4 separate regions of the Mus musculus genome follow, and regions 1, 2 and 4 are each linked to region 3. The links are chromatin loops, found by intact Hi-C in ENCODE. Cell type or tissue: heart. All regions are shown on one strand.

Region 1 (8,000 bases), 100 kb after region 3:
CCCTAACTGTAGTCATCCAGTGGCCATGGACAAACTGGGTTTACCTGAAAGGGGGGCTGGAAATGAAGAAGAGATGGGTGGGGGGAGGTGATAGAAGAATGAAACCGAGACAAGGTTCCGATCAAGGCTTCAAGTTTAATATTCAGCACTGCGTTTATATAGGGCAAGCCCACAGACCCCATCCATTGTTTCAGTTGGACTATGTTGCAAAGCAAGGTCAGTGGGCAGTCTATTCTTCTAAGTTTCTGTGGGAACTTGCATGTGCAACCAAGGCAGGTGACTCCACCAAGGTCAGTAAGGTCTATTTCGGCAAGCGTTCAAGGTCTGTTCAGCCTGCTCAAGGCTGGGAGAGGCACACCTAGCTGCCAGGTTTCTTTTTTATTTGTTTCCTGAATTGTGGTAAAATACATATAACACAGGTTTACCATTGTTAACAAGTTGCTGCCAGTCATTTATTTATCAGACATAGTTTGAACTCTTATATGCGTCCATCTCTTTATGGTCTTTGCTAGGGTCTAGTCACTCTCTCCTTTGTTGTATGTTTACGGTGCTCTGGGAATTGTGCTAAATGCCTGTAAGAACTGGCACTGGTTGGCTGGCTTAATTATCAAAGGAATAAATGTCGTTTTCTCCTTTCAAAAATGAGGCCTTCAAGGCTAATGTGAGTCTAGGAATGAAAAACTAGTGACGTAGTGTCTGATGTTCTTAACCACACAGCCCAGTGCTACAGGGATCACAAGCTGTAGTCTCATTTGACTGTCAAAGGACCCACCAGAGAGGGTAGACCCAAATGTTCATGCTAAGGCTAAATCCATGGCTTTCTTCTAAGTCACCTGCTGTTGTCGTGGTTAAGCAGGAGTTGGGGCTTGACAGGGAGGGAGCCTTCATGTAGCCGGTTTACCTGTCGTATGAGGTTTCCTTGGTGATTTTTGAAAAGACCTGCTTGCTGTTCTGAGGGCAGTGGCATTCCACCTTAGCAGAGGCGTTCTGAGAACAGCTGATGTGTGTAGAGAGAAATAAAAATTCCATCATGCATTCTGGGACATTTGCATAGATTTCCAAGGAAGGGTTTTGGCTCCGGAGTGAGAGGTAACATGAATTTCTGGGAGAGCCCAGCTTCCTAGCCTCCTCTTTGGTTCATCTCTTGTTTCCATTGCTGGAGGTCTCCAGAGTCTTGTAGAGGAAGCTTTATTGGAAAGGGCCAAAAATCTTTACCTTCAGTTCTTCCCTAGACTCGGAAACGTGATGGAAAGTTCTCTGCTAGTTCAAGTGTTGCAGCGAGAAAGTTTATAACATTCTGTAGCTGTCTCTTCTCATCCTTTCATTGTATGGCCATCAGTAGCATCGGCTGTCTGCTGGTTGCTCACGGAAGAGTTCCTTTGTGCGGACTGTTCATCCAAACATCAACCACCTCCCTCTGCCTGTTCAGGGAACAGTGGTTTGCATTTGGAACCTGTTTCTGACTATTCGTCCTCTAGGGAATCACTGAAATACAATCCGTGGATCACTAGGAGTATCTCAAAGCCACGTTCAACTTTGCAGCTCTGTCTTCTGATGTCTGATTTAACCGTTGGGGTGACAAGGAGTTGAGACAGTGTCTTTGGGTGGAAGGAAGTATTTGCATCAGATAGTTTAAGATAATAGAAAAATTCTTTAACTGCTAAATTTTCATAGTGCAGAAGTATGTTTCAAAGCCCAGCCTTGAAGAAGCATAAGGCATAAGGCATAGTCACTTTGTTTGTTTGTTTACTTACTTGGTTTTGCTGTGCTGGAGATCAAAACCAAGGCTTTGATGTGCTAGAGAAAGGGCTCCACCACTGGTCTACCCAGCCCTCATTATATTTTGATGCGGCCGTATGCCTCATCTTTTTAGGATCTAACTAGATTGTTGGTGGCTTAGTAAAAGAAAGCCATCATGGTGATTCAGCAGCGAGGAGGTGGAAAACGGGTTTGAGTAGGGAGCATAAGAATTAATTGGTTGTATAATCAAGAGAAAATAGGCTGTGTGGGCAACCAGCCACCATCCTTCCGGGAACCGTATGAATGTCGTAATTGAGGCAAAGGTGTAGCGGCGTGGAGACTAAAAACACACTGATTTGAGTAACTGAGCGATCAGTTACATCTTCCATGTCAACATAACTGAGGAAATTATATGGAAAGAAATCAATGGTGATTGGATTTGGTGGAAATAGAGCCTTCCAGAAAATATATATCAGATATAACATAATACAATAATGTGTTCCATGAAATACATCCTCTCCTCTCAGGGATGTTCTTGAGGTAACTATGGCAATATGGATTCTAAGGCGGATGTTAAGAGTTGGCCTGAAGTGGCAGATTTCTGGAATTGTTGCTCTGGGAGAGCCCGTGAGGTCATCTGTTCCAAGTCCTGATCACTTTCCCCCCTTTTAGCTGCTTGTTGAAAAACGGGCCGGAAAGGTTAAATCAGTTATTTGTGTGTCTGCTACTACTGTGTAAATATTTCAGCTTATTCTGACCACTCTTGCAAAGTGACTTCCATCATCTTTATCCCATTGTATTGGAAGTCAGTTAGAAAAGTATCCGAACTAATAAAAGAGGGAAGTGACATAATGCACACTGACATTTTGGCAGTCGCATCGATCTGGAAGCCTCGGCTACAGCGAGCTCATTTGTCATGTAAAAAGTCATTCTGGAAATGGTGGACAAAAATCCAGAGAACGGAAAGGAGGGCTTGGAGCAGACTATTCAGTGATAGTTATTAAAAAGTGCCATTCATCTGAAATCGAGCCTGAGGAAACCCTGCACCTCTGAGGCCGAAGGCCCCTCAAGGCCACCTTCTCAAAAAGAATCGGCGTTAGAGACTGGTATCTTAGCACGCTTCACGCTGCTGTAACAAAACATGCGAGGCAATCTGTTTTAAAAGAGATAAAGACGGTGGCATGGCTCACAGTTTCAAGAGATTTCAGCTTGTAGCTACTTAGCCCCATTGCTTTGGGACTGTGGTGGAACAGAACAGCGTGGCTAGAACCATGTGGTGTGGAGCAAAGCTGGTCAGACCATGGTGGATGGGAAGGGGAAGAAAGACAGGAAGGAGCTGGGGGCCCCATGATCCCCTGCATAGGTGTGAGTGAGATGGTCTCACCTCTTACAAGTTTCCAACTCATCCCAATGTCACTGTCACCTAAGGACCAGATCTTCAACGCACCAGTCTTTGGGAGTCAGTTAAGATGCAAACCCTTATGCCCAGCTCCTGATGTGGCGAGAGGTTCCATAAGCACACCAGAGACCGTTGAACTTAATTTAGAAATGATTCTCTCCAGTCAGTGTCTGTGTCCACGGGGCAGACAGAGTATGCGTGTCTTTACTTAGCCGAAACTTTATTCCTCCAGTTGAATGCTGGTACTCACAGGACATTAAGGTTCTTATCCCCTTCCAGGTATATTCAAAGTCTTACCAAGGAGTTTAACCTAGCATCTAACTTCCAAAGCTTCCAACAATTATGGACTGGGCTCATGGGATCCTAGAACCCTGCCGACCACAGCTTCTTTCTTTCGATCCCCTGCCTTCCCAAGTGTGCCTGATGTCTCTGTGTATCCGCTTTTATTTGAAGGGGAAAGGCACAGGAGACTTTAGGATTTACAGAGAGGCATTAGGAGGAGAGTGTGTCTGGTCCTTGTGGAAGGAAGGGAAACTTAGGCTTCAGAGCACAAACAAAGCCAAGCCTGAAACTAGGAAGGAGCTCTTGAAGGTTTGCCAGCAGCGAGATAGTCTCTGTGCTGTTTGCGACTCTGGGATCCGAAGTTCAGTTTTGTTTTCTCCCCTCTGCTGACTCAGTCCGCCACTTGCCAAGGTTCTCAACATCTCTGTTCCCCATTTTTTTCTTCCTCTTGGGAGTGGCTGTCCTGTGTCCTCTGGAGGCTGAGCTAATGTGGCTTTTGTGTTTGGAGAGAAGTTTCCTTTTCTGGTCTTGGTTTACTTCTGCCTGGAAACATTTCTTGTGCCTATTGTCAATTTGTCTCTTTAGCTCAGATCACTGTCAGCCAAGACCTAGGAGATTTGTAACTCCCCCCCCCTACATGGGGATGTTTTGGGCTGGGCAGAACACTGTGAGGTGGAGGGGCAAAGATTTGAGTTTAGTCAGCCGGTGGCAATCTCCCAGGCCTGTCTGAAGTCTCTGGAGAACAGTGGCTGAGAGTAACGCAAACACACTCATTCCTGGAGGAGACTTTTGGATCTCGAATGCTTGTTGTCTGTTTCAGGAATGCACTGGGGTAAGGGAGGGTGGGGACAGTTTGTCTACTAGTTCTTTAATTTGCTATATGTGGAGAGCCTGGACTCTGGGCTATGCTCTGAATGATGGAAAGGGTTCTAGTTTGCCTAGAACCATTGACACCAGGGCAGAAGATTGTAGAAGGAGCTAGAGAACATATTGCCAGATGATAACAGCTGTTCTCTGGTTTAGGATCTTGGTAGGGGATGAACAAGACCTGGATAAAAGACTCCAGCAGAACTGAGCCATAGATCTTTACAAGTACTGTGTACTTTAGATGTTCTACTCTCTATGCATTAACTTTGGAGTGTTGTCAAACACTGAAAAAAAACTGTTCAGTATTCTTTTATTAACTTATAAAACTTAACATACAGATGATATGAAATTGCCAGTTACTCTATGTAACTCTGTTGAATCCAGCCCAATGTGAAAACTCAGAGCTAAATAGTAATTATACTACAGGTACTGTGTGTCAGCTCTGTGCAGGGCCTTCCCAAATGCCCAAACACCCTCTCCCTCATCATTTAATCCTCTCTGGAAGGTAGCAGGTAACTTTAGCTCACTCTGGTTAAGAACTGTTCTCTGTGTCACATAGCTGGCAGGTCCAATCGGGTTTATATTATCTATTGCTATGTAGCTGTACAGCCCTAAACATGATGGCTTACCACAGTACAAAACTCACAGCCTCTGGGTTGGGAATCCAGGGATGGCTTAGCTGGGTCCTTTGCAGCAGAGCCTTGCTAACCTGTCATTAGGCATTAACTAGTACTGCAACTCGTCTGAGACTCAGCTGTTGAGCCAGTGCCTCACGAAGCATTGGCCAGAACTGGATTCCTTGCAAGTGGGGAAGAACAGAGATTCCTAATTTCTTGCTAGCTTTTATCTGGAAGCAGCCCTTAGCTTAAATTTGCCATGTGGGCCTCCCTAACACTGCCAGCAGGCAAGAGAGTATCCATGAAAGACAGGTTGAATCTTACACGATGACATGAATTTGCTCATATAATAGTTACGTCGTTGATGTGTTCTGTTGGCTAAAAGCAAGTCACAGCTCCTATCCAAACTGAGGAGGACAGGTCCCAAAGACAGTAAAGGCTCAGCGAAGGGCTTGGGGCATCTACAACATGGTCACCTGCTTTAACTCCAGTGGAAGCTGGATCTCTATAAATCTAAGAGGAGGATGATACAGGAGAGATACAGGAAGGCTTCTTGGACTTCCTGTGACAAGAGAACATGGACTAGAAGAAAAGATGGTGTGCTTTTGTGGACAGAACTTCAGTGGGGAGGAGGTGCCTTGGGCACAGCACTCCACCCTGGGAAGCTGGGACTCTGGCAGCATAGCCTTGGAAAGTGAGCCTCCTCCTCAGCCCCAAAGCCCACTCCTCTTAGAGGATCAAGCAGAGAATTGAAATTCACTCCAGCTTGTTTCATGTGGAAGTGCTTGACCTTACAAAGTGGAGGGAGAGGGTACATGTAGTTTTGTATTTCTGAAGTGCTGGCATAGGTTTTAAAGACACTTCCTGCAGCCTCAAAATAGCTTGAGCAACAAGACTGTTTTTCTTTCTATACAGAAAGCGAAACTACCGACAGTGTGGCCAGTGATGAAGAGAACGCAGAGGTAAGCCAGTTTGTGTGTGTGTGTGTGTGTGTGTGTGTGTGTGTGTGTGTGTGAGAGAGACAGACAGACAGACAGACAGACAGACAGATAGACACAGACAGACAGAAAAACTGAGAGAGACAGAGAACATCCATATCCTACAATTCACCCTAGCTTTTTAGTCTAATCTTAAAATGAAGTGCTGGGCGGGGTTGAGGGAGCACAGTGTGACCCTCAGAAGAGAGATCAATATAACATGGCAGGAAGAGGAACTCGAAGTCAGGGCCAGGAAATGTTGATATTCTTCTGGCTGTAAACATCCTGATTTGCCAACAGAAATAGAATGGCCTACCCAGCCCAAGCAGTGAACAGAAAGAAGTAAGCAAGTGAACAGAAAGAGCTGAGTAAAACGATCTCCTCACAGTTCGGTCCCTTCCTCAGTGGCCCCGCAGAGAGGGTGTGTGTCCAGTCTCTGCTCCCCACCCACCTGCTTCCGGCTTCCCTCTTAGGCCAGCCAGGCTCACACAATGGCAGGAAGTGGCTCTAAAGCTGATGGGGAGAACAGGGATTGGTTGTAGGAGAAGCTGATGTTTGTTAGAATTCCTAATATTCCAAGTTTGGGAATTCTGAGAGGACAGTAGGCAGCCATGCTGACTGATTTCATGATCTGGTTTCTTCAAGGACCTTTAATCCCTTTTCTGCTTGGCAACCAGTAAGGCCAACTGTGGCTCAAAAAAAAAAAAAAAAACCCGTGTCTCAGCTCCACCCATTTAAAAAGCAATCAAAAGGCATTTGCTGTTTGTAAGCTCCTTACTCTATTCCTCTGAAAAGGCAGGGTAACTCATTAGGTTGGGCCATCCATTATGTCTGGACACTACCCAGTACCAAGCCTGGACAGGCTGAGCATAGGAGCCAAGCTGCCATCATGTTCCGTGTCTTTGTAGAACAGTCTTGACCAGGGACAGCTCATGGGCATTCACTTGAAAAGTAAGAGAAGGCATTGTTTTGCCTATGCCATTCAGCGGAAGGGAAAGAACGCAATGTATCTTGATTGTTTTCTCTGAAAGGGGAGACCACACTGGAGGAAGAGGAGCATCGAAGGCAAGCAGTACCTCAGCAACATGGGGACACGGAACACCTATCTGCTGCCCAGCATGGCGACCTTTGTCACCTCCAACAAGCCAGATCTGCAGGTCACCATCAAAGAGGATAGCTGTCCGATGCCTTACAACAGCTCCTGGCCCCCATTTACAGACCTTCCCCTTCCTGCCCCAGTGACCCCCACGCCCAGCAGCAGTCGGCCAGACCGGGAGACCCGGGCCAGTGTCATCAAGAAGACATCTGATATCACCCAGGCCCGTGTCAAGAGCTGTTAAGCCTTTGACTCTCCCTGGTGGTTGTTGGGATTTCTTAGCTTTGTGTTGTTCTTTGTTTGTATTATATTATTTTTTTTCTCTATGATACCTATCTTAGACACATCTAAGGGAGAAAGCCTTGACGATAGATTATTGATTGCTGTGTCCAACTCCAGAGCTGGAGCTTCTTCTTAACTCAGGACTCCAGCCCCCCCCCCCCCTCGGTAGATGCGTATCTCTAGAACCTGCTGGATCTGCCAGGGCTACTCCCTCAAGTTCAAGGACCAACAGCCACACGGGCAGTGGAGGTGCTGCGTTGCCTACGGTCAAGGCCAGCATGGTGGAGTGGATGCCTCAGAACGGAGGAGAAAATGTGAACTAGCTGGAATTTTTTTATTCTTGTGAATATGTACATAGGGCAGTACGAGCAATGTCGCGGGCTGCTTCTGCACCTTATCTTGAAGCACTTACAATAGGCCTTCTTGTAATCTTGCTCTCCTTCACAGCACACTCGGCGACCCCTTCTGTGTCCACTACCCCACTACCCACCCCTCCCTCCTCAACCCCTCCATCCCGGTCCTCTATGCGCCCCTTCCCCCCAACCAATCCCATCACAACCTCTTACCTATCCTTTCCCTCCCAACCCCTTCTATCCCAGCCCACCACCTACCCCACTCCTCCCCAACTCCTCCATTCTAGCCCATTACCCACGCCTCTCTCCTCAGCCCAGCCTACCCCATCCCACCCTGTTCCTTTCCTCCAGTTTCCTCTCCTCAAAGGCAAGGCTCTACATCTTGGA
Region 2 (8,000 bases), 48 kb after region 3:
AAGGGCTAGGGGGTGGTTCTGGCTTTCAGTCAGAATTTGGGAGGCAGAGACAGGTGGATCTCTGTGAATTTGAGCCCAGTTTGATCTACATAGTGAGACCCTGTCTAAAATAAATGCCTGAAGATGTTTGGTCTGTGTGCATCCATGTACATACCATTATATCTGCTTAAGGCCTGTGTCTGTGGCCTGTGGGTCTGTTTCCACTGATGTTTGTCGCCATTGATCTTTATGTTCCTAATTATAGTTACTGAATGTAGCGACTGCATCAGAAGAACTCCAGACAGAGTGGTTAACCTTTGAGAGTGTCACCGTCTTCAGTGTAAGAGTGACATTGGAAGCTCTAGGCTAATTTAATCTGATCAGAGGTCAAGGTGATTCAAAATCGAGCTTCCACATTGCTTGCCGTTAGTCTATTTCTGCTTTGGTTATCTTGTGTGTGCACGCATGTGTGCATACAGGAGTGTGTCTGTATGCATGTGGAGACCTCAGTCCCACACCACGGGCCTTTACCAATTGCTCTCCCTTTTGTGGTTTGAGACACAGTCCCTCATTGAACCCAGAGCTTTTCAGTTTTGCCAGACTAAGTGGACAACAAGCAAGCCCCAAAGATCCTTCTGCCTCCATTTCCCCAAAACTGTTTATGGATGTGTGCTGCCAAACCAAGCTCCTTCCTTCCTTCCTTCCTTCCTTCCTTCCTTCCTTCCTTCCTTCCTTCCTCCCTCCCTCCCTCCCTCCCTCCCTCCCTCCCTTCCTCCCTCCCTCCCCCCTCCCTCTCTCGCTCCCTCACTCCCTCGCTCCTTCCCTCCCTTCCCCTTTCCTTCCTTCCATTATTATTTTATTTCAGCTTCAGGGATCCAACTGTGCTCCTCATGTTTACAACTCAAGCACTCTACTGACCAAACCACCTTCCGAACCTATCCATTTATTTTTACTTACTCTCATTTATTTTATTTTATTTTTCAGTTATGTGTGTGTGCATGTGTGTGTCTGTGTGTGTGAGTACATGTGAGCGCAGGTGCCCTTGGCAGCTACAGGCATTGTCTTGCCCTCTGAGCTGGAGTTACAGGTGGTTGGCTGGACAGGTGTACCCCCAACCTGGGTGCCTACAAACAAGCCCTGGTCTTCTGAAAAAGCAGCAAGGGCTCTCAACTGCTCAGCTACATCTCCAGCCCCACTTAGGTTATTACTTACAATGCTTGGGAAAGTTCCAGGGCCTCCTTTTCCTGGCTCAGTTTTGATTGCCAGTTGTCTCCTTGGTCACCTGAATGTGCCCCAAATTCTGGTCAGCTTCTGAGCCCTGCAACCTCCTCCCAGAGGTTGGCACATGCACTTGGGATGTTTAGACATCTCTAGAAGGACATAAAGTCAAAATGTTTGAAATGGTATTTTAGGAGGATGCACGTGCTGGTGGTGTGTAAGAAAGAGAAACGGGTGCAAAAGGGCCCATAGAACAGCAGAGAGGCCATGCTAACTGAGGGCGATCTGGAGTAACAAGTAGAGCCCCTGGCTTCCCCCATCATATAGACTCTGTAGAATCTCAGTTTCCCAACCTTTCTGCTTTTCTCTAAGCTATCTCTCTATAGGGGTGCGGGTATGTCCTAACCAAGCCCCTGTCTCCTAGGGCCGAGATATTTAAATAACAGAACTCAACAAAACTTCAGTACTAATAGTTGCTTCATCAGAAAATCAATATCCCTATTGTAAGAAATATGGTAAAATTGTATTGCTATCCCAATAACCAAATCTCAGTTATTTAGCCAGAGATTAAACATGGCTGCCAATGGCACCAGTCAGGACCGTGGCGTTGTTAACTTCGTTGGGAACCACTTGTAGTATGTTGATCACAACAAGTACCTTGCCTGGCTTTCTGCAGTGGCCTCCGCAACACTGATTACCGAACAGTAGTTTCACCATCTCATTGGTTTTGCTTCCTGTGGTTTCTCTTGCCCTGGGTCAGCTGTGTTCTGAAAACATTAAGTGTAAAATTCCCTAAAATTCCATAAATAAACACGAAGTACTGAGTGATGTGGTGAGTCCTCACACATTTGGCCCTAACTCACCTGGGCAGTAAGTCACCCACTTGTCCTGTGTGTCCATGTCCTACAAGGTTGTCCTCAGCATCCTAGTTATCAGATCAGCTGTCACAGTCTTGGATGGTCCGAGCTCAAGTAACATTTATCTTAGTTAAGCAGTGCCCACGGGGCCAGGGTAGTGAAGCTTGTTACCAGTGAGGTGGCCAAAAAGAAATCACAAGGTTTCTTCATATTCAAAGATAAGAGTCGGTGCCATGGTCTGCATGTGGTGGTCAGAGGACAACTCTATGGTTGTCCTGAGTCTGATCTTTCTACATTTTTGTACTTTCCTCCACTGAACCAACCCCGGATGGAGGAATTTCACATTTTTTTGGTAGATAATTATAAAGGCAAGAGTAAGGTCAACACATTTTTAAAGGTAGTTATTATAGGTAGTAGGGAATTAGAAATAGAGACTCCTGTTAGAGTGTAGAGCTAACTGAATCCTCAGCAGAAAAATCAAGAGGGGCAAGTTGCTCTCCCCTTCAACTACAGCACATGAGAGCCTTAGTGTGTATGTTGTATGCAGCGGGAAAAATAGTGAAAATAAATTTCAGAAAATCCCTAATTGTTTTTTTTTTTTTTTTTTTTTTTTTTTTTTACATTTTTATTCACATGTCTTGGTTTATTTTGTGTTCCTGAAATGAAACACTGGAGATTGTGTTTTTATGAAAGAAAGGTTTTTAGTCTTAGAGGTTCAGGAACATGAAACCTCATATAGCAGACATGACAGGGACAGAGACTTTTGGAATTAGATTTTAGGGGAGGTGCAAGGCTTGCTGATGAAAAGTCCCCCATTGTTTGCAAGAGTGATTTTCTCTGTGTGTGTGTGTGTGTGTGTTTGCCTGTCTGCATGCCATGCCTCGAGAGGCCAGAAGGAGGCATCAGCTTCCTTGGAGTTGGAATTACAGATGGTTGTGAGTTGCCACGTGGGTGCTAGGAACCAAGCTCGGGTCTTCTGCAAGAGTAACTGTGCTCTTAACCATTGAGATATTTCTCCAGAACTCTAACGACCATTCATTCCGGAACAAATCCAGCCCCCTGGGACCTATCCTTGGACCTACTCATGACATCAGGGCTCCATAGCCTAGCAGTAGATCTACTTCTTGAAGTTCCACCAGGTCACCTTGTACCTCACTAGGTAAAAGGTACCTCACAAGTTTCCAGCTTATGAACCTTTGAGGGACAAACCAAACAATCAGCTACAGTATTGTGGCTATCGACGAGATAAACGTTGAGTCTGGGTTGCGTTGAATTCCTGTTCGTGATGGGCTAACAGACAGATGGAGCAGTAGGGCCTGGAAATTAGATGAATGGAAAAGATCTGTCAGCTGGAAAGACCAGACGTTGTAGGATGCCATAGAACACCCAAGCAATAAATATGTAAAAATTAAAGGGTATCTGGATCCTGGCTTCTCAGAGCATACAAGCTTAGTTTTCTCTCTGGCAATTGAGCAGTTGCACAATGGCCTTCCAGGACTTGTAGGGTCAGGCTGGTCTTTCGAGTACTTCCTGTTGTTACCTGGTGTCTGGTTGCTGGTCTTTTCTTCTTCAAGGTCGTTGTGTTTTCTCCTTCCTGTATTAGTTCTTGTAGGTGCCGTAACAAAGTACCAGACTGTGTGGCTTATCACCATGGTTCTCTATTTGCCACAGTTCTACCACAAGTAGAAAATCAGGGTGCCTGCTTCATCTGAAAACTATAGGAGAGACTCCATCTTGTTTGATTCCAGATACTGGAAGCCTTAGATATTCTTTGGTTTGGGGGGAAGATTCACCCAGGCTCTGTTGCTGCCTTTGTGTAGCTGGCTTCTCTCCATATCTATATCCCTAGTTCCTCTTTGTCTGTATTTTCAGTTCCCTCTTACAATGACATCAGCTTCTGGTGAAATGCTGCTCAGGACATTGCCATCAGTAGATAAATACATAGCCTTCATGTTTTAAGATAACTTGTTTAACACACCCTGTTGACTAACACTGAATTTATGCTGAGCAAAGGAATATTTACCTTTAATCTCAGCCTCCAGGAGGCAGAGCTGTGCAGATTTCTGGGAGTTCAAGGCTGGTTTGGTGTACATAGCAAGTTCCAGGGAAGCCAGAGCTACATAGAAAGAACCTGGCTCAAAAATAAACCGCTACAATAAAATGATCTTACAGCCAAACACATATGACACTGATATGACACATGCCTGAGTCTCTTGAGTAAGCTTGTCTGATTACATATATTTTCTGCATGAGGCGCATCACAGCCTCTGTGTGTATGTGTGTGTGTGATCTTGAATTGTTTTGTGTTGTTGTAATAGCACAGACTGAATAATTTGTAAAAGACAGAAATCCATTCTTCCGTAAGTCTCACCTGGAAAGTCCAAGACCAAAGCTGAAGCATCTAGTATATACTTGGTGTATCTTTCACATGACAGAAGGCAGAAGGGCAAAGGTGACAAAACCTGAATTTCCACATGTCAGGAGTGCATAAGAACAAGAGAACCCACCTTGAAACCACTTTTACTGAAATTTAAATGTGCTTATATGAAGGTATAACTCCCACTAAATAAATACATCCTCAAAGACCTCAATACCCAACACTGATATATTAGGGTCTGGGTCTTACTATGAAAGTTTGAGGGGGCAAAAGTAATCAAACTATAGTGGGTGGGTGAGTGTGCATATGTGCATGTTTGAGTATGTTGGTGTGAATAACTGTAAGCATGGAAGTATGAATGTGTTTGATGCATGTGTGTACATTAGAGTGTGGTATGTGTGTGTTTGAATTGTATGACTTTAAGTATATAGGTGGATGGATGAATCTGTAGATGTGTTGGAGTGTGAGCGTGTGGGTGCATTTTAGCTTATCTGAGTGTATAGGTGAGGGGCTGGCAGGGAAGCCTCCACTTGCCCATCAGGGATAAGCCCTATCAACTGCTTGATGTACTCACAGCTCGGTACCTTATACTTTTTTTTTTGCGGGGGGGAGGTTTAAATGAGAAGAAGATCAACAAAAAAACACAGGGATGTGAAAAATGTCATCCCTAAGTAGACCACAGAAAGGACTTTAGTTTAAAGTGGGAGAGAGGTGGTGAGAATATAGAGAATTGCTCTGTTTGACCTCAGCTGGGTGTGTTTGCCCCAGGCATCCAGCATTTCCCCCTTTTGTGCGAGTAGGTAATGACTATGGAAACAATGTAAGGATGTGTTTCGCAGTTACAAATACATCTTTAGTAAGCTATTGCCTATGCACAGAACTTGGAAAGAATGCACACCAGCTGTATCTCTCCTTATGAACTGTTGCTTAAAGGAGGGAAAGCTTCGTGAAATATTTCAAGTGATTATCATTTTTTTTTCTTAAATAGGTTATCAGTGGAAAAAGCATGGGGGGGGGAATATATACTGAGATGATCTCGCACTGGAAGCGTGGCTCCTCACCTGCCCCCTCACCTGCCCCCTCACCTACCCCTCATCCTGCCCTGCCCCTGAGTTTAGGCATGCCAGCAGCACTTCTGTTACGTCACCTCAGAAGTAGCGTCCATTGCTTTCTCTTCATGACTCCTGAAACTGTCCCCACTTTCGCTCTTCTGGCCCCATTCCATGTGGTGAGGTCTTCCTCTAAGGGAAGATTGGAGGACATTGTGGTCACTACTCGGCAAGGCAGAGGCTTTATGGTGGCAGCAGTGTGTCTAGCTTCTCGCAGAGTTCCCAGCATGCTTTGGCAACTCCTTACACCCGTACACAGGACTCTTCATGTTTCTAATTCCCATCTTTAAAGAGTCCTGTAAGAATCAAGATGTTTTATCCTGTCCAATTCTCAGAACCTCCTTTTCAGTCCAAGATCTTTGAATGGATAGATGATGAATGACTAAGAGATTGAATGAATGTGAGAATGGAACAAATTTGAGATTCATAAAAAACAGCTGTCTTGGTGACTGTTCATCACCTTCCCATGTCCTTTGTAACGCCTCCAAGGCTTTTCCTACTGCCTCAAAAGATTGGCCACCTGGAGCCTGCAGGTGTTGCATGAGACCACCCTTCCATGGCGGCTTTGCCTTGCTAGCTCAGAACTTACCTGGTCCTTGTGTTGGCCATTTACTGTGTAGAAGGAGGAACTTGGGTTTTTTTTTTTTTTTTTTTTTTTTTTTTTACAAGATTACACATTGTCCTCTGAGAGGATGAAGTTCATGCTCTGAGAGAGCTCACAGTTTGCATGGGAAAGTGAGGCTGCACACAGCTGAAAACTTTATAGGCATAACAGGAGATGAGATGAAAGCCGGGACTGAAATAGCTGCCCTAAAGCAATGTCTGCTTCTTGAGGAAGATATGTGAGTGGTGTAGGAGTTGGGAGAGGAAGGGTTGCTTCAGGCTGGAGTGCTCTGGAATGACCTTTGTGAGAAGTGGAGAGGCTAGGTCTTGGAGCCTGGTGGAAGAGTGACAACGCCCAGGAGGAAGGAAGAGCTGGGTGTGATGAAGACACAAAGTGGACTTGAGCTTTGTGTGGGGGCAGTGTACGGAGAAAAGGGGGGATGGCTCCCAAGTACAAAGGTGAGGCCCTTGTTGATTCATGTCATGGTGCTTGTTTTCTTGGCACCAGTGGGGGACAGATCATAGAAACTAGAGTGTAGAGCATAGAGGATTGCTTGGCAAGATGGAAGAGAGAATTATGTGGCATGAATCATCTCGATCCACATCTATAGAGTTTTTTTTTTCTTTCAGTTAAGCTTGGAGCAAAAGAGTTAAGGTTGTAAGGTCACATTGCCATGGATGCCTGAGTCAACATCACCTTGAATTCCAGGTGTCAGACTGAATGTAAATGTACAAACATGAGTAGGAAGATGTCAGGCAGAGAGTGGGTAGCAGCTTTATTAGTTATTCCACAGGGGCCGAGTTTGGGTGGGAAGAAAAGAGCCGACTGTATAGTCTGGTAGGTAGGAGTGTGTGTGTGTGTGTGTGTGTGTGTGTGTGTGTGTGTAGGCAGTGTGTGCCCTGGTGGAGTGACAATATTCCAGCCATGCAAATGATTGTCAAAGGAAAAATGAGCAAAGGTGAAAGGCATGCAAGTGAGGCCAAGGCTGGGAGGCTGGACAGGAAGGGAAATGCTGGATGCAGTGACTAAGAGATTGTACTAGGGGAGATGAGGAAGTAAAGAGGAGGACAGGGAAGTCACTGCTGAGCTCTGAACATAGAGTACGTCTAGAAGGAATGACTAGACAGTAACAAACCTTAAACCTTTAGTGGACTAAATTAATTAGCATTTTAGTGCCAGTATTGAGAGGTCAAAGTATTGATACATCCGAGGTCCTCAAGGGATATATCAGTTACCATAGCTCTTTGTCTCAGGACTGTTTACCCGGCATTTGATTTCCTTTTGGATGGTAAAATATTGGTCCTTGAATGTTGGATATGCTGACAGTTTCTTCTATAAGCACAGCACAGAGAGGAAGGATAAAGGTTTATTCGAGACAAAGTCACTGAGAGGCATCTGGGCCTACAGCTAGTTGGGTGCATGGCATACCATGCCCATAAAAACTTCTTTCAGCTGAGAGTCAGCACGGAAAATGTCTGGTCTGGTCCATTTTGACATTCACTGGGAGAACAGGATTGTGGAAAGAGCAGATGGCAGGGGAACTGAATATACTCAACTCCTGCCTAGGAAGAGGCTGCTGGGAAAAGGTCCGTGCCAGGGGGTAGAACTTTGTGGTGCAGATAAGACCGTCAGTCGCAGAAATACCAAACGCTGTCCTTCTCTTCTGCCACAGGGTACCATGCCGGTGGAACGGATGCGAATGCGCCCGTGGCTGGAGGAGCAGATAAATTCCAATACGATACCAGGGCTAAAGTGGCTGAACAAGGTAGGTGCGCAGTGCGTGTGTGTGCATGTGTGTGTGCGTGAGTGAATGAATGTGTGTGTGCATGTATGTGAATGTATGTGAATGTGTGCAT
Region 3 (8,000 bases):
CCTATCATAGATAGCAGGGAAGAGACATCGGTTGGCCCCACCAGACCTCATTGTTTCTGTCGTTCCTTCGGCCTGCACATGAAGGATGCTGAACCGAGATAAGAAGCTCAGAAAGAAGGCGTGTGGATGGGGACCGGAGGGGCTATTTATGTAGGCCTTTCCTCTCCCTGTTCTAGGGAAGAGAAGACAATGGGTTGCACACCGATTAAAATAAACAGAGATAGCACAGGCCCATAATTCCAGGATTCAAGAGCCAAGGCAGGAACGTTGTTAGTTCCCGGACAGCTTGGAAAACAATTCTGGTTCACCTAGACTTCCTAAGATGATCCTGTCTAGAAAAAAAACAAAAAACAAAACAAACAAACAAACAAAAAACCCAGACACACAAACAAACAAGCAAAAATAAAAAACAGCAACAGCAAAGAAAACAACAACAAAAGGGGCCGCAGAGATGGGGGAAGGGGGCTTGCTGAGCAAGCAATGGGGAGTTGAGTTCAAATCCCCAAGACTCTTGAAAAGCCAGGTCTGGCTCTGTGCCCACCTCATTCCAGTGCTGTGGCTGGCAGAGACATGAAGATTGCTGGAGTGGCTGGCTACCAGCCTAGTTCTAGGTTCAGTGAGAAACCCTGTCTCCAATCAACACCGTGGAGAAGGGCTGAGCAGGACACTCTGGCCTCCGTGAGTACACATGCACACATGCACACATGTACCACACTCACCCATACACACACAAAGCCAGAAAATAATGACCTGTGGTTATTAGGCTTTTAACTTAGGTGCCTGGTGGGTAAAGACATACAACTACCATGCAGTGTGTATATCCCTGTGGTTACTGATATATGAAATATAAATGCAAGGAGTGTGCAGTGTTATTATGGGAGAAATAAAGGACACTGTGCAGGAAGGATCTATTTTGAGGCCACAAGACAGGGTCCTTAATCTCACTGCTCTCCTTCTACAAGGGCATGCATACTTTCCTTTATCCCTGTCTGTGGAATCCACTAATTCTATGGCAAAGAGGAGGTAGAATTATTTTTCAGATGTTTACACATAGATAGTGACAGTCTCCTAGGGTGGGATGCTTTCCCCAGTGGTTAGAGAAGGCAGGTGGTGGGCTGAGGAAACTGTAAGCCAGGCAAGAAGCAGGTGTAACTAAATGTAAGGGAATACTTTTAAAGTTAAGTGACCAAACAGCAAGAGGTTCCAAGCGAGCTGGCCTAGTAGAGCCCATAGGCCGCTGCACCTGTCATAGGTACTGGGCCCTCTTCTTGCATTCAGTATTGTCTCCACGGAACAGCACAGAGGACAGCAGCCAAGGATGTTCAACCAATAAGGACAGCCAAATTTAGGAGTTAACAGGCAGCGTTCCCTCCAGGTTCAGTCCCAATCAAGACAGTTTAAGTTCATGTAACTCAAACCCTTGCATTTTGCAGGAACTGGACCGGTTATGGCAAAGACATGAAGTAACTTTGGAGAGTGACTTTCTAGGGGAAGGCCTTCCTAACCATCCTAGCTTCCACACTGAGTGCCAGGCTGGCCCTTCAACCCCCCTCAAACCCCCCCCCCCCCCCCGTTCCCCAGTAGGAGATCCAATAAAGTAGGGGCACAAGTAATGCCGTCTTTTCAGCTGACTTCGTTCCTTACATTCCTTTGCAGCGGGCGACTTTCCAAGATGAGTTTGTATATGCAGCCTGTGCACAGCGGTTCTGAGCACTTAAGCCACAGGTCGGGAAGGGTCCCCAGGCTTCCGGGGCTCTCTCTGGTCCATCTCCACCCTTCAGGTAGGATGTAGAGTCAGGTCATCTCCTTCCTTCCCTACGGCCACCACCAGCTGGTGGCCAGCTCCCAAGCCAGCGCCCCGTCCACCACTTCTGGTGCCCCACAGTCCCAGCGTGGCCCCGGTGAAAAGCGCGCGCCCTTCGGCGCGATCCCCACGCTCACACGCGCTGCCGCTTGTTGCTCCCCGCAGCCGCGACGTGGGGAAGTGAAAATGAAATTGACTTTTCCGAGAAATGATGAAAGCCGTGCCGGCCGCCAATGAACAGCGGCGGCGAACTTCCGCACCTCCAGGCTGGCGGCTGGAGCCCTCCCTCTGCCTCCACCTCCGGGTTGCACAAGCTTGAAACAAACACTGGGGAGGAAGGGCGGGGAGGGAGGAGGGCGGAGGGGGAGCGAGGGAGGGAGCGGGGCCGGGAGAGGGCGGGGGTGGGGGGGATTTCCAGCCTCGGCTCCTCGCAGTTTCCTCTCCTTGTTTTGCTTTCGATCTGGACTGTTCTCAGGCAAGCCGGGGACTAACTTTTAGTTTTGCTCCTGCGATTATTCAACTGACGGGCTTTCATTTCCATTTTACACACCCTAACAACACTCACACCTTGCGGGATTGTATTGGTAGCGTGGAAAAAAAAAAGCACATTGAGAGGTAACATTTTTTTTTTTCAAATAATAGTTGTGGCTGTGCGTGTGTTTTCTCTCGAGGGCATGTTGACGGGGACAGGAGGAGCTATGTATGTATGTGCGTCCTGATGCTTTGACACGATGTTTTGCAGACGGAAAAATGCCGGGGTTCATAAATATTAATACCGATTTTTGGAGGAAGAGTCGGCGCAGTTATGGATCATCTGATTTTAGGGGAAGCAGGGGTCTGCTGCTGTTGCCGCTGGTACTGGGGCTGCTGAGGCTGCAAAGAGGAGGAGGTAGAGAGGGAGGAGGAGGAGGTTAGTGAAGGTTTAATTTCACTTTTGGATTTGCAGATGAGAAGAGGTGGCTCCATGGACACAGATCTGCTCTGTGTGATTCTGCGCTCCAGGTGTCGTGTGTTGTGGGTACAGGTCCGTTGGAGTCCGGCCTCATTTAAAATAAAATTGGTGTGTGTGTGTGTGTGTGTGTGTTGTATGTGTATGAGTGTTTACAGACACTGTCGCCACCAGGTCCGAGGAAGGGAACCGGGTTCTTCTCGGTGCCCAGCGGCCCTTCTTTCCCGGCGGTCTCTGGTGTAAATAGACTGGCACCCGCGGTCCCTAGATGCCCGTGCCCGGGCAGTGACCACTGTAAACTTGAAGGCTGCCCTAAGGCGGTCCCAGGATGCGCTCGCCCGCGGGGCTTGGGGTCGGGTGACCGGCGTCTGGTGCCAGTGGACACTCGGGCCGGGCGGGCTCCGCGCGCGGCTGGGCGCGGGCCTGGCCGGCGCGCCCGGCTTCCTGGGGACTGGGCCGCCGCCACACGCCAGGAACGTCGCGTCCTCCTCCCCGCCGGCCAGCGTCTGGCCTGGCCTCCGGGCTTTGTCACTGCACTTGTCCCAGCGCGTGAGGCGCCTCGGAGGCGCGTCCCCGGAGGGCTCCGCGCTCAGGGGTCACCCACCCCGGCGCGGCCTAGCTGCGAGTGCCTCCGGGTCCCCGCGGGCGCCCCCGGGGCCGGCCTGGCGCGCTGGGCCCCGACCCGCCTTGGCTACGGAACGGGCGAGGTGTGGGGGCGGGGAACCTCCGGGGACCGAGCGGCGCCCGGCGGGCTAGCATGGGGTTGGGGGTGAGGCTGACGAACGCTTGGGGTCTCCGGGACGTGGTGGGAATGAGTGCCCGCCCTGTGCCCTCCGACCCGCTCCGGGCGCCGGGTGACATTCGCCCGCCGGCCGAACATGGTTGGTGCAGAGCGGCAGCCACCACTTCCTCTCCGCCCCGCCGGCCCGGCTCTCTGGGCGAGCGATGCGGGCCGCGGCCAATCGCGGTGCCCAGCTAGTCCCTGTCGCTCGGCCTTGGGGGCCGGCTCCCCTGAGCGGCCCGGGAAGCCTTCGCGAGAGCTCAGGGCCCCGGCTCCCCGGACGCTGTCCGCTGGGCCCCGGCTCTCGGACCGTTTGCCACCCTCAGTCCCTCGCCCCTTAGGAGCAGGGAAGGGAAGGAGGCTAGTAGCCTCCGCCGCGAGCCAGGACTGTGCTCGGGCCCCAGGTGAGACGCCCGGATCAGTCGGTGGAGGCGAGATCCTTGGTGGTCGGATGTAAATAAGACCCCTGGGATTGGCAGGCCACCTTGTCACTCGTTTGCGAGCGGGTTTGCAGGTCCTTAAGCCCAGTGTGTTTGAAACTTGGGGGACATGTTTCTTGTCCCCTCCTCCCTCCCGCGTGGGCACTCCTTGTCCTTCCTTGGTTGTGTCTGTACCAGGGAGGCAAAGTAGTCCTGGGGTTAGCTTTCTGCCACTCGCCTCCCTGTGGCTGGGACTCCGGGCTGCTCTTGATGAATGGCTCCTGAGGGTGGAGGACAGTTACATTTCCTGTTGTGCATTTTCAGGAATCACGGGAGCTTGGGAGCTTGTTGTCATGCCTGAAGTCATTTATTAGTTTTGTTTGTTGGTTGTTTTTGTTTTTGTTTTTGTTTTTTTTTATATCGACTGACTGCAAGTAACATTTGAAGTTAGCAGCCTGCACTTAAGGTGCTTAAGGGCAGGTGCAGGGACCCGTTTGTTTAGCCTACTGTTTTTAGAAGGTGGTTGATTGCATGGTAGACAGATGCACACTGCTTGGTTAGGGCAGAGCCCTAGAGGTTGCCCTGTTTAACTTAATCACTCGCCCAAGTGCAGGAGTCTCTGATTTTTCTCAACTCTCATTCTTTTTTGGGGGGTGGGGTGGCGTGTGTCACAAAAATAGAAACCAATAAAAGCTTGGCATTTGGCTTTTCTAAGGCAGCTTCAAGCAAATGGAATATTTCAGGCTTGAGTTGGCATCTCTAAGGGGTAACGTTGGAGCATCTATTGATTGATGGGGCAAAGTCCGGAACGTCACTGTGATTGGTGAATGATTATAATTTATAGCCTAGCTTGTTGCGTAAGAAGTTAGATTTTGTCTTGTGCTTAGATCCAAGAGATCTTGCCTGTTATGATTTGTTACTGCTTCTTAAAATTAAACACTTACATATTTCATTCTCAATGAGTGGTCTTTTTTCCCCCCCTTGACCTGCAAAAGTTAGGAAGAGTTGCACGTGTTTCAGAATGACTTAACCTGTAAAAATGGCATCTTCATGAAACAAAAAAAGAGGACTTGTAATCAAATTGGAAGCAAATTGAGGCAAAAGAGAAATTGACATGAAGTCCTGAAGGCTCTAGGAACTATGGGCTCCTGAAATACTTTATTAAGTAAATATTTAATATACCAGAGCGAGTGAAAGCTGTTTAAATCTAAGAGTGGAAGACTTGAAACTTTGGATAGTCCCTTGACGCACATTGATTTCCTCACATATCCAAGTGCACCACTCTTTTAATCTCAGCTTTATTCGGTAAAATCTGGATCCTCTTTTCCAGCTTTCCCCCCACCCCACCCCCTTTTTTAATGGCAAATAGACTACTGAACTACACCGGGAATTTTATTGCAGATCCCTTATCTGCCTCCTGCCAAACAGGCCTTAGCGCAATCTGGAGAACTTATTTATATATTTGACAAATATTTGTGGGCCATGAACTACCAGACACAGTGGCAGGCTCTGTGAACCCAACTAGAACCGTGAAGGACAGATAGCCTCTTCAAGTTCTACAGAAGTTGCATTCTAGCTGTGAGCTGACAACAACCAAAAATAAATCCAGTAATTACCTCTGGGGGTTGGTCTAAGAAAGGGAATAGTGTATTCTACTTACCGGGCTGCTTTGGGGGAACAATTGTGATACTGTGTGTGGAAGAACATTGTGTAAATTATAGTAACCCACAAATGTGTCATGTATTGACTTTCTAAGTTCTGTTAGATTACTGTTAAAGCGAATATTAGAGAGGTGAGTGTCCCGGTACATACTTTTTATCCCATTGAGGCTGAGGCAGGAGGATTGTGAGTTCAAGTTTAGATACAGGCTGAGAGCTTGTCTTTAAAATAAAAGTGAGGAATCACAACAGGACAGGACAGTGCCTCTGAGGGTACACAAATCATGGCAAAGAATTACACATTTGGATAACTATTATATGTAAAGTATCAAAAATGTTTAGCAGTGAAATATTATGTGAATTTTTTTCTCTTTTTTTTGGCCTGCTAGGAGAACAGTTGACTGGTATCCATGAAGACCAAATGATGTGGGGATAACTGACTTGGATGCATGTTTTTCCAATTTATTTATACATTAAATTCTTTATTGTAATGAACTTACCCATAAAGACATCATAAAGGTAGAGAGAGGCGGCCATTCAGACAAACACTTGCCCAATCCCCGTCTCTGTGATTTCTCTGAACCTCTCTGTGGTTGGAAAGGGCCCCTCTGAAGTCCACAAACATCACCTGGGGGGCTTGCATTTCGTTAATCGTTACATAGTTACACCTACCACTAACATTAAAACCTAGAAAAACATTAGCTTTATGTTCTCCTTCATGCCTCATGGTTCCCTTTGCAGTCTGTCTTTCCCCATCACCTAATAGTACTCTTTCTTGGTCTCTTTTCTAAATAGCATAGGACACCCACACTTATAGCTGTGTACATAGGGGTGTGTGTGTATTATAGGCTAGGACCTGAGTATGAGGGACAATATGTTTCCCCTTTTTATAATGCAACACACAGGTGTCACTATTCTTTGGTCTGAATTTTCTTCACCGTCGTGTCAGACTCATTAAGTTATTGCTGTTATGGGTATGGCTTAGTTCTATTCTGCAGTCCATTGCGCTGTCATTAAAGGGACTTAGTTCTATTCTGCAGTCCATTGCGCTGTCATTAAAGGGACTTAGTTCTATTCTGCAGTCCATTGCGCTGTCATTAAAGGGACTTGGTTGACTTGGATTCACTGACGAGTGCGCAACACTATGTGAGTAAAATAATACGACATTATAAGCGAGAATGAACATCAATAGTATAGATTTGTAATATATGATATGTGAACAAATACATTGCTGTGAAGTAACAGGAAGTATTAACAGTAAAGCCAATGCTATTCATATGTATGGCACTCCATACTCCTTCCTGGACAGGGGGAGAGGTGAGCAGGACTTTCTACCTCTGTCTGCCCTACTCCTGTACTGCTCTTTGGTTTGCATGGATTAATATTTAGTTAAGAATATCAGCTTAATGTATAATGGGGCTGAGTTGAGTGGGGGTGTTAGCCAGTGGAGATTGTAGCTAAGGAGGTTTGATCAAGCTTTGACTTAGCCCCAAAGGAATAATAAATTATGTATAGGTACCAGATTTAAACATGAAGCCATTATTTTCAAATAAAATGCCAAGGAAAACAATGACCCAGAAAAATGCAAGCCCCAGGCAGCTACCACCCAAACTGTGGCCATGTGGTGAAGATTTCCCAGGCTCTGTGTGAATTCAGAGCGAGCAGTAGGCCTATGATGGCTAGCCCTTGACTGTCAGGTAGCCCTTTAAGTTGATTTTACACCTTACAGGATTCATCTTAGGACAGTCCCTGAGACAAACTGTTCACGTAGGAAGCCTTCATGTGATTTCTTTTCAGTACTTGGATACCTGTGGCTTCCAGTCAGAACTCCTGGTCAACTTGTAAAAAAATGTGATTCGGGGGCTGGCGAGATGGCTCAGTGAGTAAGAGCACTGACTGCTCTTCTGAAGGTCCTGAGTTCAAATCCCAGCAACCACATGGTGGCTCACAACCATCTGTAATAGGATCTGATGCCCTCTTCTGGTGTGTCTGAAGACAGCTACAGTATACTTATGTATAATAATAAATAAATCCTTTAAAAAAAATGTGATTCGCATCAAATCTAGTAAAATCTAGTAAGCCTTATTCTACCCAAACAGAGGGAAACCCATGTGTTGGCGCTCTGGGAAGGTCCTGACATACTGGGACCAGCTGAGGCCTTCCCTCAGAACTTCGAGTTCCTCTGGGGACCCAGGAATCCTATACCATTACTTGAAGTGAATAATAGTTAAATGTCGTGATCCACAAACATATTCATTTATCAAGGATTTGTAGACAACTAGCCATGTACAGGGTTTTGTATAGAGAAAGGTGAATGGGCTCAGAAGCCTAGAATTCACTACATCCATGCACAAAACACACACACACAAAACACACACACACACACACA
Region 4 (8,000 bases), 120 kb before region 3:
GCATCTGGCCTCCTGGCTTGGGACTATCATATTCCCCATCCCGAGTCTCTGGGAGAATATGACACCATATTAGAAATATTTTTAATTCCTGGTGTGGAAAGAGTACAGTTGTTCTCTTAAATAATTTTATGCCAAAGCTGCTTTTCTACCCTGTCTATTTTTGGTAATGATTTACAAGTTCCAAAGGAAAACACTTGTACTAGTTTAAAGCAAAGGCTGAAGGAACTCTACCACCCATTTCTGCACCAAAGCAGTATTTAACCACGCTGGCTCGCTACAATCCTACAGCTGGAAGTGCTGGAGTTACAACAGAGGATTAGTCATCTGACAGTAATTAGTGGGAGACGGGAAATCGGAATGGAAGTGGAAAGCTGACCAAGTTCCCTGAGCTTAGGTCTAGACTTGTCTATTAAGGGCTGTGGATGGCCTGGTTCCCAGAGCAACTTGACTGGGGGAGGGGGTGGGTGGAGGATGCCCTTACACAGCTGCTCTGTAGTCACCAGTCACTCACACTGTGATAGCAACACTGTCCACTTGCCTGGATGCCACACTTGTAAAGCACACCCTTGGGAAGAGGAGGTGTTGGTCAGTGGTAACTTCAAAGGCAATTAGATGACGTGGACTCTGAGCTCCTCTTCATGGATCCCTTGATGGATTCATCCTATGGTGGTACTACCAAGAGACGGTGGAAGGTAGGAAGTGGGGCTCAGTCTGAGGCAGTACTGTTTTCTGGCTGCCACGATGTAAACTGCTGCTCCATCCTGTCCTCCCAAGCGAGATGGACTGACAACTTTAAAGCCCAAATAAATACTTCATGCATTAAGCTATTCTGCCAGGCACTCACTCTGTCACAATGAGAAGTCTGACTAATACAGGTGTAAAGGAATCCTGAGGCTTCCTTTAGCAGGGTTCCTGGTTTCTCACTTCCATTTGTTTATTTATTTACTTATTTATTTATTCATTCATTCATTCATTCATTCATTCATTTATGAGATAAGAGGTTTTTATGGTTGCCCAGGCTAGGTTTCTCACTTCCATTTATTTATTTATTCATTCATTCATTCATTCATTTATGAGATAAGAGGTTTTTATGGTTGCCCAGGCTAGCCTCAAGCTGCTTCAGCCTCTCAAGTGCTGGGATTTTAGGCATGTGCCACTACACATACCATAGTTTCTTATATAATTAGCAATTAACCGCTACTCCAACCTCTCCCTCAACCCTGAGATTAAATTCATCAGTATTGTGTTTACTGGAAATATCATAGTTCCATTTTTTGTGATGTTCTTTTATTTTAAAATCCTCAACAATATTTTGTGTGTATATACACATGTTTATGTGCCTGCGTTCACATGCATATGTTACACGTGCACTTTTGTGCATGAGTGTGCATGTGGGCCAAAAAAATGGTGGGTATCTTCCTCAATCCCTCTGTTTTTGTTTGTTGTTGTTGTTGTTTGTTTGAGACAGGGTTTCTCTGTGTAGCCCTGGCTGTCCTGGAACTCACTCTGTAGACCAGGCTGGCCTCGAATTCAGAAATCTGCCTGCCTCTGCCTCCCGAGTGCTGGGACTAAAGCCATGTGTCACCACACCCGGCTCCACCTTATTTCTTAACACGGGATCTTTCACTAACCCTGGAGCTCATCCATCGGGCTAGGCCAGCTGCCAGCAAGCTCCAGGGATCCCATGGTCTCTACCTTCCCATAACACCAGGTGTTTTACATGGGTGCTGGGGATGCAAGCTCAGGTTTTCATGGTTATCCAGACAGTACTTTACCAACTGAGCCATCTCCCAAGCTCTTAATATTATTATTATTATATTATCCCAACATCTTCTTAATATGCTATCATTTATGAACGCTTGTTATACTTTATTTATCTGCGTGTATTTGTGTAAATGTGGATTGTGTTCTTGAAAGTCAGAAGAGGGTGCTGGGTCCTCTAGAGCTAGAGTTACAAGTGGCATGAGCCACCTGAGTTGGAAGAGCAAGAGCTCTTTCTTAACTACCCAACCAATCCTTCACCACCTTTTAAATGCACTCTATAATCCCTCTATACAATATCTACGACTTAAGTATTCATCTTTAAGTAGTCATCTTAAAGTACGCTATTAAGGTTTACTTACAAACATATTACTATATAAGCTTACTTTCTAGAATGTGTAACAACTTAAGAAATTAAATATAAAAGACTGAATTTCTTCTGTCCCACTTATTTACTGCCTAGAATCAGAAGGTGTATTTTTTTTTAAGATTTATTTATTTATTTTATGTATGCAAGCATACTGTCCCTCTCTTCAGAGACACCAGAAGAGGACACTGGGTCCCTTTACAGATGGTTGTGAGCCACCATGTGGTTGCTGGGAATTGAACTCAGGACCTCTGGAAGAACAGTCAGTGTTCTTAACTGCTGAGCCATCTCTCCAGCCCCAGAAGTCATTTTTTAAATATCCCTAAAACTAGTAGGAGGGATAAGAAACCCTATAACAGTATACTGTTTCAGGTGTTGGTTCTTTTCCTCCTCCCTGGTCTCCCACCCCAAAGAGCAAAACTCTACCAGATAAATGACCTTCACACCATTTTTACAAATGATTAACTTATCATGTAATTGCTATAGTAATTTAGCTTATGAAGGCTAAGTCTTCTTGCAGATGTAGGCCCTAAAACGTTTACCTATTATACTTCTAGTTCAGTTTTCTCGCCAAATGGAAGAGAGTGACCACGCCCCGCTTTTAGATCACTTCAGAAAGCCATCTTACTCCAGCTCCTGGAAAGCAGTCACATTGCTTTTCATGAATTCTTTCTCTCTTGAGGCCCAGAACGGCTTCAGGTCCCTCTGGGTCCCCATTTACAGGGCGGCTTCAGGTCCCTCTGAGTCCCCACAGTGAGGAGAAATTACAGGGCTTAGATGAAAACTATCACCTCCAGATGTTTTGCTCTAACGAACTTCTCTAGATGAAGTCAACATTAACGGCAGGAAACTGCTGAGGATACCTTATCTAAGGTATCACTTTGTTAAGAACGTTTAGCACAGGGAGGGGTCCGGGCACAAGGGGTTTCTCAATTAGACCCTTCCTTGTGAACTACAGCCTCCACGATGCACTGCGAGGGTTGAATGCATCCTACTGCTAAAGTCCAACAGAAAATGGCTGATTCTAACTTACTTTGGGAGGGATAATGATAGATCAATTTGTTTCTGGAATCTACATTTAACCACTATGGCTCTTCATGAGAGCAAACCACTTATCTTTTTCTTTCTTTTTTTTTCCCCCCCAAGACAGGGTTTCTCTGTGTAGCCCTGGCTGTCCTGGAACTCACTCTGTAGACCAGGCTGGCCTCGAACTCAGAAATCTACCTGCCTCTGCCTCCCAAGTGCTGGGATTAAAGGCGTGCACCACCACTGCCCGTCCACTTATCCTTTTAAAGCCTTTGATGGAACTGGAAAAAATAAAAAATGTATTATGGAAATGCAAGAGCTTGAATTCCACACGCAACGAACGGTAGACATCTGTGTGGCTACGTGTACGTCAGTCCCTTACATCCAACGAAGCAAAGGCGGTGAAGGCAAGAGGCTGCTCTCTGGAGTACATTTGTCCTTAAGAATATTCTGGGCCCCTGAAATTCGATGCTGATCGCTGTGCTCGTGTTTTCGTATATTATGCAAAAACAAAACAAAACAAAACCCACTTCCCAGAGTCAGAGTCTGAATGAAATAGGACGTAAACCAGTCAGAGATTTCAGTAAGGTAGTCAGGACCTCTCACTGAGGGAGCAAGAGGTGGACGGAAGTGAAGAAAGGCCTCGGTGCAATTGAGAGGAAGTAGAATTACCGAGTGCGGGGCACAGCTCTATTTTCTCCTGCCAGAGTTCTGACTGGCAGAGGCGCCTCCCTAGACGCCCATCTTGGCGCCCCCGGAATCAGGCGTGGCCGAAAGACCTCTCTAAAATTTACCTCAAGTGGCGCAAGTCGGCCGGAGGCGGCAGCTGGCGGAGCCAGAGATGGCGGGAACCAGAGCTTGAAACCCGCGCGAGGGGGCGGAGCCGGAGGGGGCGGGGCCCTAGGCTTGCCCTGGGTGGGCGGGGCCTGCGCTACGAGACGGGGCTCAGTCGGGGCTGAAACCACCAATCGCGACTGGCGTGTGCGAGATGAGGTGTTGGGGGGTGTGTGAGGGGGGATGGGGCGGGGAGGTAGAGAAGGGGCGTGGCGTGGGGCGTGACCGGCGGTAGTCTGCTGTTGCTGCTGCTGCTGCTGCAGTTGCAGTGTTGGTGCTGGTGGGATCAAAGCGCAGTGTCCTGCGGCGGGGAGCTTGGAACGGTACGGTGAGTGTCTGCTGCTCTCGCGCCTTCGAAGGCCTGTGTTGTCCCCCGGAGCTGGCGCTCTTTTGGCGGGTCTGCAGCTCCTTGGAGGAGGCGGGGGAAACGGGCAATCTGGGCGGAGGATCCTTTGTGTTGCCTCCAGGCTTGCTCAGGCAAACACTGAAGGCAGAGAAGCTGGAAACAGCGCCGGGAGCGCGATCCCGAGCTGAGAACCCAGACCCGGGAGGCCAAACCGGTGTCCCTAAACCTGGGTGAGCCGGTGCGGTGTCCCTAAACCTGGGTGAGCCGGAGCGGGTTCAGACCCCTCGAGCATGGCACACGGGCCGCGCTGAGGCTTAAAGGCGGAGTCAGGGGGGTATCTGGAGATCGCCCGGGGTACAGAGCTTCAGGGGCGGGAGGGGGTGAGGCCATAGTGTGGGGGTGAACCTGGAAGCCGAGTGGCGGGAGGTGGCGGGATCCTGGATCTGCAGGCCGAGGTGTGGACTCGGTAGCAGAGGATGGATAGGGGAAGTTCTGCCCTGGGGCCTGGAAGCTAGGCTGATGCTGACCTTGTGGCGGCTCTAAGTGACCCAGCCTCCCTCTGTTACAAGAGCATTTGATCTCCACCTTTAGTTTTCTCCAGTGCACTGTGATTTTTGGTTCTTGCGGAGAGCTGATTTTAAGCATTACTCCTTGAATACTCCAGCTCATTCCTTTGTTGGTCAAAGTCACTGTAGGAGCTTGCATTGACATCTCTTGAGCCATGCTCGGTTACTGTCCCTTCTTCGCGCTTATTAATTAGTCTGTGAAGTTCGACTTGAACAGCAGGGTCTTTACCTCATTCTCCGTTGAGTCACCCAGGAAACGTCCTTCTCAGGCACCTCTTGTGGACCCAACTTCTTCCGCCGTTAGTCCCCGAGCCTTGTAGACCTACGAGTCTGACAGATTTGTACCTGGCCCCTCTTCGGAGTCTTGTGGACTTTCTACGTGTCTGCCAGACTTGTGCCCACCTCAGGGAACTGAAGCAGCCTCCTTGCAGGTCTCTGTCTCCCGCCCAAGACCCCTCTCCAGTGCTCTCTTTAAGACACGAACAAAAACAGTTTTCTAGATGTTCATGTTTACCCTGAAGGCTTAAGTGTAAAACCGTATCCTCTAAACCGGGTTAGCGAAGCCAAACCCTGGGTCTTGGCTGTCTCCCCCCGCCCCCCCCCCTTTTTAGCAGAATGAAGAAGCTCTCCAGGCAATATTGGATACTGTGTCCTTTTCGGGTTTTCTTTCCAGCCCTCTGAGTCCACTGGCTCACCTTTTCTCCCCCTGAGACATTAGCTTATGAACAGGAGCTGCTACGGAGGTTTCCCTTAGTTAGCAATTCCTAGCTGAATCTTCCCATTCCTCCCTTTGCGGCAGGCATTTCCTGAAAGCAGCCGTGTCATATCCTCTACTTTTGCTTGTTTATTGTTTGCCTACCGAACTGTGAGCAAACAACAGTAGGCTCGAACTTTAGCTTGGCTCCCTTCCTTACTGGCTTTTTTTTTTCCACAAGTGACTACTCAACCCATTGGGGTGGGTGGGAAATGTGGGGCCATCGTTACAGTAAGAGTATACACAATAGCAGAGGAGATGCTAAGCTGGGGGTTTGGCCAGCCTTTGGGAAGTTACTTTGGATATGTTAATGGTGGCCACAGGCAGGAGCCCTAAGTATGGAGTGTAGAACCCTGTGACAACCTGGTGTTGAAGCTTTAAAGAATGGCTTTGTTTTGCTGTCCAGTAGACTAAGGCTTTTGGAAAGTGAGAAGGTGTTTTTTTAGTGAGTGGAAGTTTATTGAAATGTAGCCATCGAACTGCTACAAAGTAACAAGTGAAATCCTGCACCTAATTAAATCAGGTTGCTTTTGTGGTCCTGCAGAAAGGTTCTGCCTCCTGCTGTTTTAAGTAGGAATTCTGTATCTTTATCTGATAGAAGCGGGTCCAGGGCCACTCTATGGTTTCAAACCTAGCAACACATTCACTTCATGCGCTTTCTAAAGTTACAACACAGTCTTTTCTTCAAACACATTGCATTAGTTCTGATCTTCGTGTTAGATAATATTAAAGTTCTACCCCAGTGATAGAGGTAGAATACGATGTGGAAATTCTTACATTCTTGAGTACTGTTTTATATATAGTCATTTAACAGATTAAAAAAAGTTTGGAGAGGAAAGGGTATTCCATCATCATCATCTGACTGTCTGAGGCCAGGAGCCCGGGGCCTACCAGCTTCTTCATAAATAAAGCATAATCTATATTGCTCAGAGGGTTGTGTAAAGATCAGATGAAATAGTATGTGTGACATTCTACATAATAGTCCTTGTTCTGGTCTCTTTGTTTTGGCCTTCAATATTACCTGGGGAGGGTCTTCATTCTGCTAAAGTACAATGAAATTATCTAGTAAGAACAGAACATGGACTGCTTAATGTCTACCTTGCTGCTGTTTTTAAATGCCAGTGAACATACATAACAGCTCTGGATAGGGGTAGAGTCTGCCTCTTCCACTACTTCATACGCTCAGGGTTTAATGAAACATCTTCATACAGTTGATAATCAGTAGATTACATAGTTATCTGTAATTTTTATAAAAGACATCAAGGATCTTCCACTCTATACTTTTATTTCAACAACAACAAATTGTTTTCAAACAGGTCAGTAATTCTTACACATCCCTAAGAGCGTATAGTTTTATCCTCTTCAGGGTTTCGCTTGGGAGAGGACAAGACAGACCCTTTGCAGATAGTAAGCATCACATTTTTTTCTAGCTTGTGGCACAATGTCAGGGCTTCATCAGGTGTCTGCCTCCCTGGTTGTGTGTCCCATTCCAGAAACAAGAAAACGAGATGACTTATTTGTTCCTATGAGACAATATGTTCTCCATATTTTCTTTTCCTTTCCACCTTTCTTTTCACTCTCACTATATTTTCAACATTAGAAGGTTGGCTTTATCAGGCTGAATGACAATAGCCAGGTCAATGAACCCCCAAAGGAACTGAGACCAGATGGGACAGATTTTAGAACAAAGAAAGCCAACCACTGATTATACTAAGAAATCTTTTCTTAACCAGATGATTGTGAAACAAGTGCTCTTTCTGTTTCATTTACTTAATATGAAAGTGCTCGCAGCCAGGCGGTGGTGGCACACGCCTTTAATCCCAGCACTTGGGAGGCAGAGGCAGGCGGATTTCTGAGTTTGAGGCCAGCCTGGTCTACAAAGTGAGTTCCAGGACAGCCAGGGCTACACAGAGAAACCCTGTCTCGGAACACCCCCCCCCCCAAAAAAAAAAAAGAAAGTGCTCCTGATTCTTTGTCCTCGCTGAGAGGTAGTAAATAGAATCCTGGTGTTTCTCAAATCATTCTGCCAGGCTACAGTGGCTTCATGTTCCTATCAATAAGAAGGTAGGTAGACACGTAGGAAATATTTTAACAAATGCTTAACCAGGTATTATACATTTATAAATAAACTACCTGGTGGGATGAGAAACATCATAATCATTATTACTGTTTTCTTCATTGCAATAACTGCAGTAAGTATTAACCTGTATTTGTGGTCTTTACCAACTGTAAATAGAATTGTGAGAGACTAGAAATTGAATCTGTATTGAAATGTATAGACTTTTCATCATCCCCCGAACAACACTACGTAAAAACAGGTATCATTAGTAATAAGTAGTAGGGATG

What was found. A loop is a pair of places that touch in the nucleus more often than their neighbours do. Peaks named below come from ENCODE experiments on the same cell type or tissue, not always from the same donor. Only the 100,000 strongest peaks of a DNase experiment are listed, where the experiment ranks them.
Region 1: a loop joins it to region 3, with 4 times the contacts of the local background. A loop is called at or near these places in 11 of 42 quality-filtered maps.
Region 2: it touches region 3 in a loop (2.4-fold over the local background); 8 of 42 quality-filtered maps call a loop at or near these places.
Region 4: it touches region 3 in a loop (2.0-fold over the local background); 3 of 42 quality-filtered maps call a loop at or near these places.

What each region holds. Positions count from the first base shown.
Region 1 is chr8:46,839,001-46,847,000 of GRCm38, forward strand. Irf2 (interferon regulatory factor 2) reads left to right here. Exons shown (of 9, transcript NM_008391.4): 8 at 5,821-5,867; 9 at 6,914-8,000. The coding sequence ends at 7,222. Among named protein-coding and RNA genes, the nearest start is that of Gm39170, 13 kb to the left of the region's middle. In heart, a CTCF peak has its summit at 3,657; DNase peaks (open chromatin) are centred at 3,801, 5,571, 5,701, 6,311 and 1 weaker place; H3K27ac peaks cover 2,720 bases.
Region 2 is chr8:46,785,677-46,793,676 of GRCm38, forward strand. Irf2 (interferon regulatory factor 2) reads left to right here. Exons shown (of 9, transcript NM_008391.4): 2 at 7,817-7,909. The coding sequence starts at 7,823. Among named protein-coding and RNA genes, the nearest start is that of Gm31172, 15 kb to the left of the region's middle. In heart, a CTCF peak has its summit at 4,099; a DNase peak (open chromatin) is centred at 6,476.
Region 3 is chr8:46,737,518-46,745,517 of GRCm38, forward strand. It overlaps Irf2 (interferon regulatory factor 2), which reads left to right and starts at 2,228. Exons shown (of 9, transcript NM_008391.4): 1 at 2,228-2,419. It overlaps Gm16675 (predicted gene, 16675), which reads right to left and starts at 1,998. Exons shown (of 3, transcript NR_045750.1): 1 at 1,645-1,998. In heart, CTCF peaks have their summits at 2,053, 3,586 and 4,223; DNase peaks (open chromatin) are centred at 2,064, 3,244, 3,424, 4,094 and 4 weaker places; H3K4me3 peaks cover 4,261 bases; H3K27ac peaks cover 3,623 bases.
Region 4 is chr8:46,613,186-46,621,185 of GRCm38, forward strand. It overlaps Primpol (primase and polymerase (DNA-directed)), which reads right to left and starts at 4,042. Exons shown (of 15, transcript NM_001001184.2): 1 at 3,949-4,042. Casp3 (caspase 3) reads left to right here and starts at 4,106. Exons shown (of 7, transcript NM_001284409.1): 1 at 4,106-4,316. In heart, a CTCF peak has its summit at 3,966; DNase peaks (open chromatin) are centred at 426 and 4,056; H3K4me3 peaks cover 3,405 bases; H3K27ac peaks cover 2,281 bases.